Linked DNA regions of Mus musculus: region 2 is linked to region 1. The links are chromatin contacts, found by Hi-C or POLR2A ChIA-PET in ENCODE. All regions are on one chromosome and are shown on one strand. The core of a region is the stretch at or near the end of the contact, and the rest is flanking DNA. Distances in the headings are between cores, read along the strand shown.

The links. A loop is a pair of places that touch in the nucleus more often than their neighbours do. ChIA-PET counts read pairs that join two places held with the same protein, here RNA polymerase II (POLR2A).
Region 2: a map of left cerebral cortex shows a loop between it and region 1 (6-fold over the local background). The contact joins the promoter of App here to the promoter of Atp5j in region 1. A Hi-C loop is called at or near these places in 3 of 37 maps with a recorded cell type or tissue (all left cerebral cortex). POLR2A ChIA-PET finds 5 or more read pairs at or near these places in 1 of 5 experiments (Patski).

The regions. Positions count from the first base shown.
Region 1 is chr16:84,831,338-84,837,687 of GRCm38, forward strand. Atp5j (ATP synthase, H+ transporting, mitochondrial F0 complex, subunit F) reads right to left here and starts at 3,685. Exons shown (of 4, transcript NM_001302214.1): 1 at 3,472-3,685; 2 at 1-170. The coding sequence starts at 155. Gabpa (GA repeat binding protein, alpha) reads left to right here and starts at 3,787. Exons shown (of 10, transcript NM_008065.2): 1 at 3,787-4,206.
Region 2 is chr16:85,171,430-85,177,779 of GRCm38, forward strand. It overlaps App (amyloid beta (A4) precursor protein), which reads right to left and starts at 2,278. Exons shown (of 18, transcript NM_001198823.1): 1 at 2,073-2,278. The coding sequence starts at 2,129.

The DNA.
Region 1 (6,350 bases), core at 2,435-4,934:
GATTTGTACTCTCTTATCTTGTCCACGAAGAGTTTCTGTACAGGATCAAGTTCCTTATTAAAGGCCACAGCTGTAACACCAATGTTCCTCTTCAAATGCACAGAGACTGCTGACCGAAGGACAGAGGAGAGCCTGAAGATCCTCTGCAGAACCATGGCTGAGTCTCTGTACTAGAGAAGCATTAAAAGTTAATGTGCTTTTCATACAACACCTGAAATCCATCATGTGCTGAGAACCCAATTCTATGAATCAGGTTACAGCACTAAATTACATCGGAACGCAAGCTATGTCTGGCCAGTCATGTTACCCTTGCACAATAAGGCCTTTCCTTCTTACCAAGAGGCCCTGGGACCTAGGAGTAGCTGAGAGTTCTGTTAGAGCTAAACGGCAAGAGAAAACTCCTGACTTGGGGCAGTGCCGTTCTTTTTCCCATGATCTTAGTCTCGGGTCTGAGGAAAGAGTGAGGTGAGGCTGTTTAAGAGCACTGCTTGTCACCAGCAGGAAAAGACAAACTGCCTCTACTGTGCCAGCTTCCATGACCTCTTGAAGGGACAGAGAGAGTCAAGACAGCTGTCTTAGCCAGGAGTAAGAGGCTGGAAGTTTCCACTTCACAGGCTCATAGGAAGGAAAACAGCTTTGCCTGCTAACAACGCATGATCCCAGCCACTTCACACTGGAACCAATCAACTTCCAAAAGAAACAGCAAAGAAAAACAACGTCAAGGCCAAGTGAGCCCTGCAGTAACAAAAAGATTAGATGATACAAGCTCATCCGAGTTTACTGAGGATCTAGGTCAATAGTTTAAACACCAAGCTTAAAGCCTCTCTCCTCGTCAGACCCTTGAAGCTAAACCAAATGATTTTCTAGCTCAAAGCAGTGATAGATACACTAAAGGAGAGGATAATTCTTGTTGAGATCTGAGTAAAATAGGAATTTAAAGATCAAAATCAAATGTATTCCAAATTACAAAAAAATATATCCAAGCAGGAGGTCCAAAAGGAAGAGAGAGAGAGGCTGAAACTTAGATGAAAAAATGTCTTCCCATCTAGACTTAGCTTATAAAATGGAAGGGTTCCCCAAACTCTAGTGAGCTATCAACAGGAGAGCCATAGTGCAATGAACAGCTTCGGACCATTTCATGAGACAGTAAGTGTACCCTGGAAATAAGACGACCCTCTCCCACCGCACTTCTATGATATCCGCTGTGCTACAGTGCTTACGGGGTCTTACAGGCAAAGCTTCTCAGGAGGGCCGTGATAAAGGCCACACAACCCCTGAGGAAATCCTGCCACCATGCTTCCCAGGCTCCCACCAGCTAGCTATCTGCTGCCGACGCCTTACTTCTACTAGATGAGAGAGAACCATGGTAGTGAGCATACGGCTACTACTTCACATTATAGAGAAAGTATGGACAAGAATTTAAAAATCTTTACGTTAATTTGACAGTTATTTCTCTTGAATTTAGTAACATCACCAATTACAAAAATGGTGGTGGAGGGGTAGTGTTGTTTTGTTCCGTTTTGATTTTAAAGCCAGGACTGGCATCAAGCTTATGAGGCTGGCACTGGGGAGGCAGGCAAAGGCCAACCTTCTGGAGCTCACTTGGCAACCTGGTCTTTTTGGCAAGATCCTGGATACGGACCGATTATGTCTCAAAAAGCAATGTGCACAACCTGAAGATAAACAGCGGAGGCTGATCCTGGCCATTGGAGAAACACAGGCAGAAGTGTCCACATACATATGCACACATAGATACATAGATGGATAGATGGATGGATGGACAGATGGATGGATGGACTGACAGAAATGCACAGAGGGTTTTGAGTGGTACCACTAATAGTTCAAGAATCGTTAACTATATGGCAGCTGATTGGCATAATGGTTATTAAACATATGTGAAGGGAGAGAGTGTATAATTTTCGCTACAAGGGCACAATTCCTGTCTGAAGATAATTTTGGCTGTCCTGAATAAGTTGAATGAAGGTGGCCTATAGTGGGTAAAGTTCGGGCACACTGCTATACTCCCTACAACATGAAAGATAGCAATCTTCCCTATTCTCATTTTGAAGAGTTATCTAAAGTGTCAATAGTACCAACTTCAACAAACCTGGTATAACATTTAGTACTGCTGAAAAAAAAATCAAATAAGCACGAGTTTTCATTCACCGATCCCGATAAAAATAAAACATTTGAGGAAATCAATGCCATTCATACTCTACCAGAGAATTATACAGGCGAAAGAGCTACAGGCAAGTAGACAAGACTTTATAATAAGAACACCACACTTGATTCATCCTGGAAATCTAGGAACACACTTAAGACATAATTAGTAAGGTATCAAGAATTCTTTAGCCCTAAAAATACTGTAAAATACTTCCATATTGTCCACTTAGGAAATACTCTCTAAGTGTTAGGGGAAGGTGCTTCTTTCAGTCTTGCTTATAGGTGATTAAAAAAAATATGTCTAAAGAAGGTTGTTTACCTAACATTCCACAGTCAACCTGCTCCCAATCTAACTGCCAAGACGGTCATTTCTTCTACAAGACAGGGAAAATACATTTTCACTTTCAATAACGCACCATCCCAAACAATGATTTCCAATCCCCACGTCTAATTTAGCGTACTCTCTGAACCCCAAACATACATGTATACTCACCTCCTAAGTCCTACTCAATCGTTCTAACAGTGACCACATTCTCTCTTACCAAAACTACTTGTTGTTTCTCCTTCACTGCCTTTCACTTTTTCAGATTAAATAGAGAATGCGATCTGTTCATGATCACACGGAAGACAAATGGCATCCTAAGTGTAGAACACCATTTGGGACAAATTCCGTACTGAATTAATATCCTGCACTAGCTTGCTGCTTGTTAGAGGTCTGATAGTAACAATATTGGGGAAAGCATGGTGGGGGTGGGGGTGGGGTAATCAAAGTTCAAACCCAGAGGTGTAGCTTTGGGAAGGCGCACGGCTCTCCTATTTATAGCGGTTGACTGACCAGCCTAGCCGAAGGCTAGTCCCTTTGCTGCTCGTGAGTATCTAATCATAAAGTCAATCGACAAAGCATGACTTCTAGATTGGATATAAAACTTTTAGGATATCACCATCGCCCTTTCCTGTCTTAGGAGGCTCGATCGCCGCCTGCATTATTCACAAGCCTGTGGCGCGCCGTGACCTTGGGCTGCCCCAGGCGGGCTGCAGGCTCACCACCCCGTCTTTTCTGCTTTTCGAGTCGGCCCGCTCTGCTCCCAGGAGAGCATTCACGGTCTTATTTAGTGAGCGTAAGGCAAATCTGAATACCCAGCAGGGCCGAGGTCACCTGTGACCCCAGGCCAGGCCAGGACGGTGCCAAGGACACGGGGCTGCGCTCTACTCCCAGGGCAAAGGTGACGGGCAGCCCTCTCTCCTCGTGAAGAAACCCAGAAGCTCAGTCCCAGGAGGCCGAGCTAGCCCAGTTACCCTCCCAGTCACCTTGCACTGAGTCCCGAGCTGCCAGAGTCACCGCCGCCGCCACCGTTCTACTTCCGGCCCTGGCTCCGCCTACACACGCCTACCCGCCATCGCAAGGCACTATGGGCCGCGGCTTCAGTCGTTCGACGCTCACCGGACAGGAAGCGCCTCGAAGGGAGTCTGCGACCGGACGCCTCTAGGTGAGACAGAAGCCAAACAGGAGGAGGAAGTGGAGGGTAAGTGCTTCCGGGTCCCTCAGCTAAGACTCCGCCATCTTTCCTACACTTTAACTTCACCCCCTTTTCCCTCTTGGAGACACTGCACTGTACGCATGCGTATTCTGGCCTGTCCCCTAGTTCAAGCTCCCTTCGGAGTCAGCGTCCCGATCCTTGGGGTTGGGGAGGTGGATGTAGGGTGGGGGTACAAAGGAGCGCGTAAAAACCAAAACCAAAACAAAACAAAAAACCAAAGCGGCTGGGGGGCGTTTGTGCCTCGTGAGCCCCGTCGTCGCGGGCGTTTCGGGCCGCGCAGCCTGCTGGGAGTTGTAGTTCCAGGCCCGGGGGTGCCTGGGAGGCGGGAGAGGGGCTGGGGTTCCTTAGCGCCGATTCCACGGGAAGGGCCCCGGGACCTTACCCTGCTACTCGCGGGAGCGGCGCGGCTCGCCCGGAGAGGCGCTGTACCTGGAGCCCGCGCCGCCGCCGTTCCCAGCCGGCTGTGGAAGCGCGGGCTAGGGCCACGGGACGAATTCCGGAGCTGGTGAGTTGCGGACGCGGGCTGGCGGGGAGCGCGGGCCCGCGCGGGCGGCCTGGTTCCGGGGCTTGTCCCCCCCCGCGGCCGCCTCTGTGTTTTGTTTCCGCTGGGTCCCCGGCGCTGCGACTCCCATTTCCGTTCGTGGAGACTTGAGGGAGCCTGGTGGGGAGGGGCGGGAGAGGCTGTGCGGGAAGCCGAGGGGAGGGGCGCGGGGAGCGGCGTGGCCCGGGCCGCGTTGCGGGACGCGGCGGAGTCGCCCGTCGCACGGGCGCGGTCCAGGCTCGGCGCGCTGGCCGAGCGCACAGCCCCGGGCGCTCCCGGGTCTCTCGGGAAGATGCCAGACCTGTCTGTCACCCGAGTCAGCCATCCCCGCACTAGCAGTACCGATTGCCCTTCTGGAACTGTCCTAGAGTCGCATCGGTGCAATCGTTCTAATGCATAGGATGACTTTCTGCGTCTTTCCCGAAGATGTCAGTGAAAGTTACTGTACCTTGCCAACTTCCCCCACTCCTCCCCCCGACCTTTTTTGGGGGTTGGTGTAGTGCAGTGAACACAACGATGGAGTTTAGGGGATTCCACCCTTAGGGTCCACAGCATAGAGAATGGTGCCAGCGCATCGTTTCACGATGACAAACAGTCATTTGAAACTAAATCCTTAGGTAGGCCAGTGAGATGGTTCGACAGGTAAAGGCACTTGCTGCCGAGCCAGACTGTTCAGCCTCTGGAATCCAGATGGAAGGAGGAGAGAACTGTCTGCTCTCTGACCTCCACAAGTGCGCATGCGCACCTTATAAGTGGTGTCTGGGTACGTGTAAGTTTGTGTTGGGTGTCACTTTCTAGCCTGGCTGACCTTGAACTTGCTATGTAGATTAGACCGGCCTAGAGTTTAGAGGCCTATCTGCCTCTATTTTCTGAGCGCCGGCATTAAAGGTGTGCACTACCTTGCCTAGCAAAATAAGTGCATTTTTTAATTGGTTATTTTATTTATTTACATTTCAAATGTTGACCCCTTTCTTGGCCTCCCCACCTCAATTTTTTTAAAACAGGTAGATTGAGCTAATGACAGGACTGACTGCTGGCAAGAGGAAAACATTTATATAGATCCCCCTCACATTCTTAGGTACCCCATGCCACTAAACACTGGCCATTTTTTTAGCACTTCTTTTTTCTTTCTTTTGTATTTGTATTACTACCTGGATGCCAACTGGATTTACGTCCATTTTATCTTTGCTACAAGTACAGACGCGTAACTTGGGGATACATAGTCGTGACTGAGTCAGTTCAGTAAGTACTGAGTGCGGTAGTAAGGTTGAGGAGCCCAGGGGGGCCAAGTACTGGATTCATCTGAGTCTCTGGCAACTGTACAACAAACCTACAGGACCGAAAAGAGGAATGGTAGTTTTGAGAACTCTCATGCTCTTCCCCAGAAGGAGGTTTTTTGGGGGAGTGAGGGGATTTCAGACAGGGTTTTCCTGTGTTTGGCTGGCCTTGAACGCTGATGCACCTCCCACTGCCTCCCAAGTGGTGGGATTAAAGGCATGGACCACTGCCTTCTGGCTCAGTTTTTAACTTTTTAAAAAATTAATGAATTCATTCACTTTATATCCCAATTGTCTCCCTCCCTGTCCTCCCCCTCACCCCATTACTCCTTCGAAGGGGAAGGCCCCCCTTCAGTATCCATCCTAGGACATCCAGTCACAGTAGGCCTAAGCCTGCCCTCTCCACTGAGGCCCAACTGGTAGTCCAGTTAAGGGAACGGGATCCATTGCCAGGCTCAGAGAAAGCCTCCACTCCAGTTGTTAGGGACCGACGTGAAGACCAAGTTGCACATCTGCTGCAAATGTGTAGGTGGCCTAGGTCCAGCCCCTGCCTGTGCTTTGGTGGGTGGTTCATCTTCCATGGCTCCAGGTTAGTTGACTCTGGAGGTCTTCCTTAACCCCTCCAACTCCCTCATTCCCATCCCCAACTCGTCCATGAGACTCCCTGAGCTCCGCTGATGTTTGGCTGTGCGTCTCTGCATCTGTTTCCATCAGCGGCTGGGATGAAGCCTCTCAGGCGACAGCTATGCTAGGCTCCCATCTGCAGGCACGGCAGAGCATCATGGTTTTAACTTCTAATCAGATTGGGTTTCTGTCCTTTCCTCATGAGAC
Region 2 (6,350 bases), core at 1,028-3,527, 340 kb after region 1:
AAATGTTCGGCAGAAAAAGGATATGCAATCGCACAAGCCAAAACATAAATCCAGTTCATCTTGGCCTACACTGTGACTCTTTTTATACAAGTTAAAAAAAATGCTCAAGAAAAGTAAAATGCTCCAAAAATTAAAGTTATTCCTTTAATTACTTAGTCGTGTTTCTGCACAGCAAAACAATTAGAAAAACCGAATGACTATACAATTAAATTCTTAGGTCGTCAGAGAAATCAGAATTCCCTTGATTAAATGGCTTTGAAAAAAAAAAATGGAACACTAAATTCTTAAGACTCTTCGAAGACCTGTTTTAACCAGTCTGAGGTGACTTACAGATTCTGAAGCCACTTGTGGGTTAAAAAAAAAAAAAAAATTCAGAGGGGCTAAAAGTTCAATGACCTTGTAAATTAAGAGCTAAAAAAAATTAAATAAATAAAAACTCATACTAGTGTGATAGCCTAGCCAATCCCCACAAAATTGCAGGAAAACACTCGCCCGGAAATTGCTTTTTGGGAAAATTCCTATGAGGTAGAGGGGAAAGAGGAGGACGACGAGGAAGGGCTATTAGCAAATGCTTAGATGGTGAAGAGGGTACAAATGAAGAGAAATAAAACCAGCTGCCACGCAAACAACTTCCAGGCATCTCTGGATAAAAAGGAAAACAAGCCTTGTGCTGCATGCTGGAGAGTTGGATGAATGGGGAAGACTTGTTATACACCTAGTGGTGGGTGGATTTCACAGGCTGCAGCCTCCACACAGCTTTTCTTTGCTGCACTGCAGAGGCGCCATCTTCTCCGTCTTAATCTTCACCCTATTCAATCCTTTTATCTGCACCCCTTTTTTTTTTTTTTTAAAAAAAAAAGGAACCCTGAGGACCCTCCCCAGCATCCTGTGTCCCCCCCAGGGTGACTAAGCTAGAGTTCCCAAATCTGCCCCATAGGAGGCCGCACCTTAATCAGACAAACGCCTCCTTTGATGCCCTGGAGCCTCAGCCTCCCCACCACCAGGCACTGCCCTTCCCAGACGCACGCCTCACTCCCGGCTCGCTCTCTCTCTCTCTCTCTCTCTCTCTCTCTCTCTCTCTCTCTCTCTCTCTCTCTCTCTCTCTCTCAGGACTTTGCAGTCCCTCACAGGATTGCCAGTAGGTGGTGGTGATGCGGGGGTGGGAGACCGCGGGGCCCTAGCAGCACCTCTAGGCCCTCGGGGGCAGACGCGCAGCTCGGGGAAAGGAACGGCGGTGGCGCACCAACTACCAGGGCTCCGCCACCGCGCCCTGGACGGCGAGGGCGGGGTGTCGCGGCTTTTGTTCCCGGGGACCTTCTCAGACTCAGGGAGAAACTGGAGGTGCACTGAAGAGTCCTGGACGTCCAGGTTGAGGGACGGTGCCGGGTGGCCGCACTTTCCGATCCCTCCCATCACTTGGAACTTACACAAAAGGGAGACACGAAAATGCACAAAGTTTGCAAAAGGAAGGCGGCGGTGCGCGACCCCGCACCGACTCGGGAGAGGGTCGCTGCGCAGGCAGCCGCCGCCCGCGGCCGCCAGGAGCAAAGCCCAGCTTCGCAGTCAAGACAGGCGGGGGTGGGAAGGGAGTGTGAGCCAGGCGCTCCCCAGCATCCAGAGCTGCCCCCATTCCAACCCAGGACCCCAAGGAAGGGGAAGGGCGGCGATTTCCTCGCAGGGCACTGAATCCTGAGACGCTACGCTTTCGGTTTTCCACACGTGTCCCTTCCCCCTCGAACTGGGTGTCTCTCGCATCCCGGAGTCCAGCTCTCAACGCAGGGAGGAGTCAGGGTCTGCGTTCAGGCTCGTCCCCTCGCCTTCCAGCCCTAGGCTGGCACGGATATGGGGACCCCAGCGCCCTAACCCATTCCCTCTTCATCGCTCGGGCAGCGCGTCCCCGGGCAGGGTTGGGCCAGAGCCGCCGAAGCGCAGGGCGCCCGCAGGCGGGGGCGGCGAGGAGCGGTCTACCCGTGACAGCCCCCCACGTCTCGAGATTCAAGCTCCTCGGTGGGGAGGATCGCGTCCTCCCGGCGCCCGCCTCCCCAGTCTCGTTCCCAAGGCGCGGCACCCACCTCCAGAGCCCGAACCGTCCAGGCGGCCAGCAGGAGCAGTGCCAAGCTGGGCAGCATCGTGATCCTGCGTGGGCCACCGAGTGCTCCGTGTGCGAGTGGAAGATCCGCCGCGCCCTGGCTGTGTCCGCGCCGCCGCCGCCGTCTCCGGTGGCCCCGCGCTCGCTCTGCTCCCGGTGCTCTCGCCTCCCGCCGCCGAGGAAACTGACAGAGCTGGAGCGAGGCGGCGGGGCTCGCAGCCGGCAGAGTCAGCTGATCCCGCCCACCCGGCTCGCCACCCGACAGAGACCCCTAGCGGAGCCTCGGGGAGCTGCGCCCGAGCGCAGCGGGAGGCGACCCAGAGCCCACAGGTGCGGCGTCTTGGGCTAAGGGGAGCCGCGCTCCCGATGGGGTCTGGGAACCAAGTTGGGGAGTGATCTGGGTCAGGGAGAGGACCCCGCAATCGGGAGAAGGTGAACCGTAGGACGTTAAGGTTCCAGGGAAGTCGGGAGCGCTCTCGGCTCGTCCCCGCGCGAGCTTGAGTCACCCGACCCCGCAGGCCTCTCCCAAATGTGGTTGAGGAGCTAAGGCTGCGATGCGTGCATTTTTATCCGCAGTTCGTTCTCTCTATTTGGAGAGGTGGAGCGAGGCCGAGAACATTAGCAAAAGAAACAGGATTTTTTTTTTTTCTATTTTCTTTTTCTTTTGGTAGGAGGTCACCCTTCACGCCACTGCAATCTGGAATTTTTGTCTTTAGAATGTACCAGAGAAGGGCACAGGATGCAGAATGACCCATTTTTCTCCGTGTTTGGAGATGGGAAGTGGGTTTTTAAATGTATTATCATTGCATATTTGCTTGACGTGGATAATTTCAGAGAAGGGGACCGGCATCTGGGATTGAAGGAGGCAGGGAGGTAAAAATCTAAGATGGGGAAGAGATCAAAGTTAGGCCAGAAAAGATACCGAGTGATGGCTCTTTTTCCTCCACCTCCATCACCCAGGACTTCTTCCTGGAACTCTGCTCTCGATTTTTTTTTTTTTTTTTTTTTTTGGATCTGCCCTTATCCAGTGAAATGAACCTCCGTAAAACCATTTTCTCCTAGATTAAACACAAACTTCCCAGTGTTAAAATTACATTAGACCCATCCAGACATGCTCCCACTACCACCACCCTCCCGACCTAATGTGGCTTCAGACGCCAAGCTTTTGGCTCTCCCTAGGCTAGTGGAAGGAGATGAAGGTAATACCAAATGCATTCCTGGCTTCTGAGGCCACAGCCTTTTCCTTTACCTGATGTGTTTGCTGCTTAATTTTTTAATAACTTGACATGAGCTCTGGTCATCTGGGAAGGGGGAACCTAAATTGAGAGACATGCCTCCATTAGACTGACATGCAGGCAAACCTGTGGGGCATATTCTTTCTTATTAGTTGATGTGGGAGACCAGCCCTGAGCAGGTGGTCCTGGCTTGTGTAAGGAAGCAGGCTGAAGAAGCCAGGAGGGAAAAAAACAACAAGCAGTTTCTGCCACTGCCCAGTTCCTGCTTCAGGTTCCTGCCCTGTGTTCCTGCTCTGAGTTCCCTTCGCGTTAGACTGTGATCAGAACGCGTGAGGCTAATAAGCCCTGTCCTCGAGTTGCTTAGGATCGTGATTTTTTTATAACTCTGCAATAGAAAGCAACCTAGAAGGCCCGCTCTTTCTTTCCCACAGCAAGGAATCCAATCCCCTGTAAGTGTGGTGGGAGGATAGGTCTCCACCTCTTCCTTTCTGAGAAGTCAGCACTCATCTATCAACATGCCTACATACCACCTGCCCAACTCTACAGATACCTTTTTGTATTTGTCCTGAATGTCTGTCCTCTGAAGGTCCTCAACAAATAACAACAAATATTTGCTAAGTAACGTTTGCTTTGATTACATATGGCATTCATTTCCTACAGAAGCCAAGGAAAGGATAGGGAGGTAGCTCAGTCAATAAAGTACTTACTATCTAAACACGAGGACCTGAGTTCCACCCCTGGAAGCCACATAAAAATGTCAGCCATGCTAGCACCTGCTTAGGAGGGAGAGAGAGACAGACAGACTCTTGGGTAAGGTAAGCCAGGAAAGAGATCCTATCTCCAAAAAAAAAAAAAAAAAAGTGGAAAGCTTCAGCATCCAGAGCATCACCTAAGGATGACTTACAACAAGCATGCACATGCGCGCGCACACACACACATAGGCATGTACATACATGCACACATACACATATACACATACACACACAGACATACACACATATATACATACAGACATACAGACAAGCATACTCTTACACATACACACACATATCTATACTTCAAACACACTACATTTACACACACAGACATATACATACATACATACATACACATATATACATATATTTACTGACATACATACAAACAGACATACACACAGACAGACATACACACAGACACACTTACTCTTACATACATACACATATATACATATATTTACCGACATACATACAAACAGACATACACACAGACAGACATACACACAGACACACTTACTCTTACACACACACACATATACACAGATACACATATCTGTACTTCAGACACACGTACACTTAAACACACACACATACACAGACATACACACACATACACCTATAACACACACACACATATGCACACTTCAGACACACATATACTTACAGATACATACACATGCACACACAGACACACATACTCTTACAGACATACACATATATACACAGACATATACATAGGCACACGTATACTTACAGACACACACATAACAGAACACACACACATACACACAAATCCAAGGAAGTCATTACTACTACCCCCAACCCCCATTCACAGGCCAGGAAAACAGTCTTAGAGCTTAACTACAGCTTAACCATAGGGGGACTGGTTATTTCATACCTTGAATATCACACTCCTTCCCCAATACACTTACCTATCATCATGATCTCCTGTCTGTAGGAACAAGGAAGGAACCTGAACACCCAGGAGAACAGATCCAGTTCCAGATCTCGAAAGATCTTACGGGAAATGAAAGCTCGAGACCTTTTGTCCAAGATTAAACGTTTATAGATCGTGACAGTGGGGCATTATATTGAGCGTTTCTGAACATAGAGCAGAGTGAGCCCCCCCCCCCCCACCCAATATGTGCCAGGGGAAAGAGGCAGGAATTATTTTTAAAAAGAGGAGGGTAAGTGTCTTCTTTTGAGTAGGCCTATTTAAAAAACCCAGTGATAAATGATAACCCACAGAAACAGAAATCCTTAGCATGAGCAGTCTCACTTCACACGGCTGAAGTTCATCCCATTCACATTCCTGAGCAGGGCGTGCTCAGAGGAAACGGTCAACTTGGCATTGTGCCAGAAAGAGCTTTCCTGTTTTCTATTTAAAATTTCCTAAAAGTTTGTTTTTCTTTTATTCCATTCCTGCTCTTTTCCCTCTCTCCCTCTCTCCTCTCTCCTCTCTCCTCTCTCCTCTCTCCTCTCTCCCTCTCTCCCTCCCCACCCCCCTCTGTGTGCCCACAAGTGTGAGTGTGCTCACTAAGGTCACAAAAGGGAGTCGTATTCCCAAGAGTTAGGATTGTAGACTGTTGTGAGCTGCCTTAGGAACCCTTTAGGTCTTCTATAAGAGCAGGAAGTGCTCTTAACCAATTAGAGAGTGTATGTACTGTGTGCGAGAGAGCACAAGCAAGCACAGTCTATGGCTCATATGGGGAGGTCATGGGGCAACTTCAGTGGTCTGGTCTCTCCTTCCACCTCGTTAAGGCAGAGTCCCTATTGTCATTTCTGCCCTGTCGTGTCCTCCACCAGGCTGAACTTCTAGGTGATCTGTCACCATCTTGCATCTCACTTTTAGGGAGTCTGTGATCACAGCAGATGTGTGCCCCTGCATCTGGCTTTCTTACAGGTGTGGATTCTAGATTGCTTACATTGTCAGACTTTTACCTGACGGCTGGCCAAGCCCTCCAACCTGATCCCCTAAAATCTCTCCTGTTTCATCACTACTCAGAGATTCCAATGGCTTTCTACACCTTACAACTTCCTCTTCTCTAATGTAATATCACTTCCTGTCCAGGGTGATGTATCTTTCCATGCCCACGCACAGGAGGCACAGCAACATCTCTAGTTAGAATCCTTAAGGAAGGACTCGGCATGGTGGTACATGCCTTTAAATCCAATGGAGACAGAGGCAGGTCAGGCCTGGCCAGACAGAGTACACAGTGAGACCCTGTGATGATTTGTATTTGCTCAGCCCAGGGAGTGGCACTACTA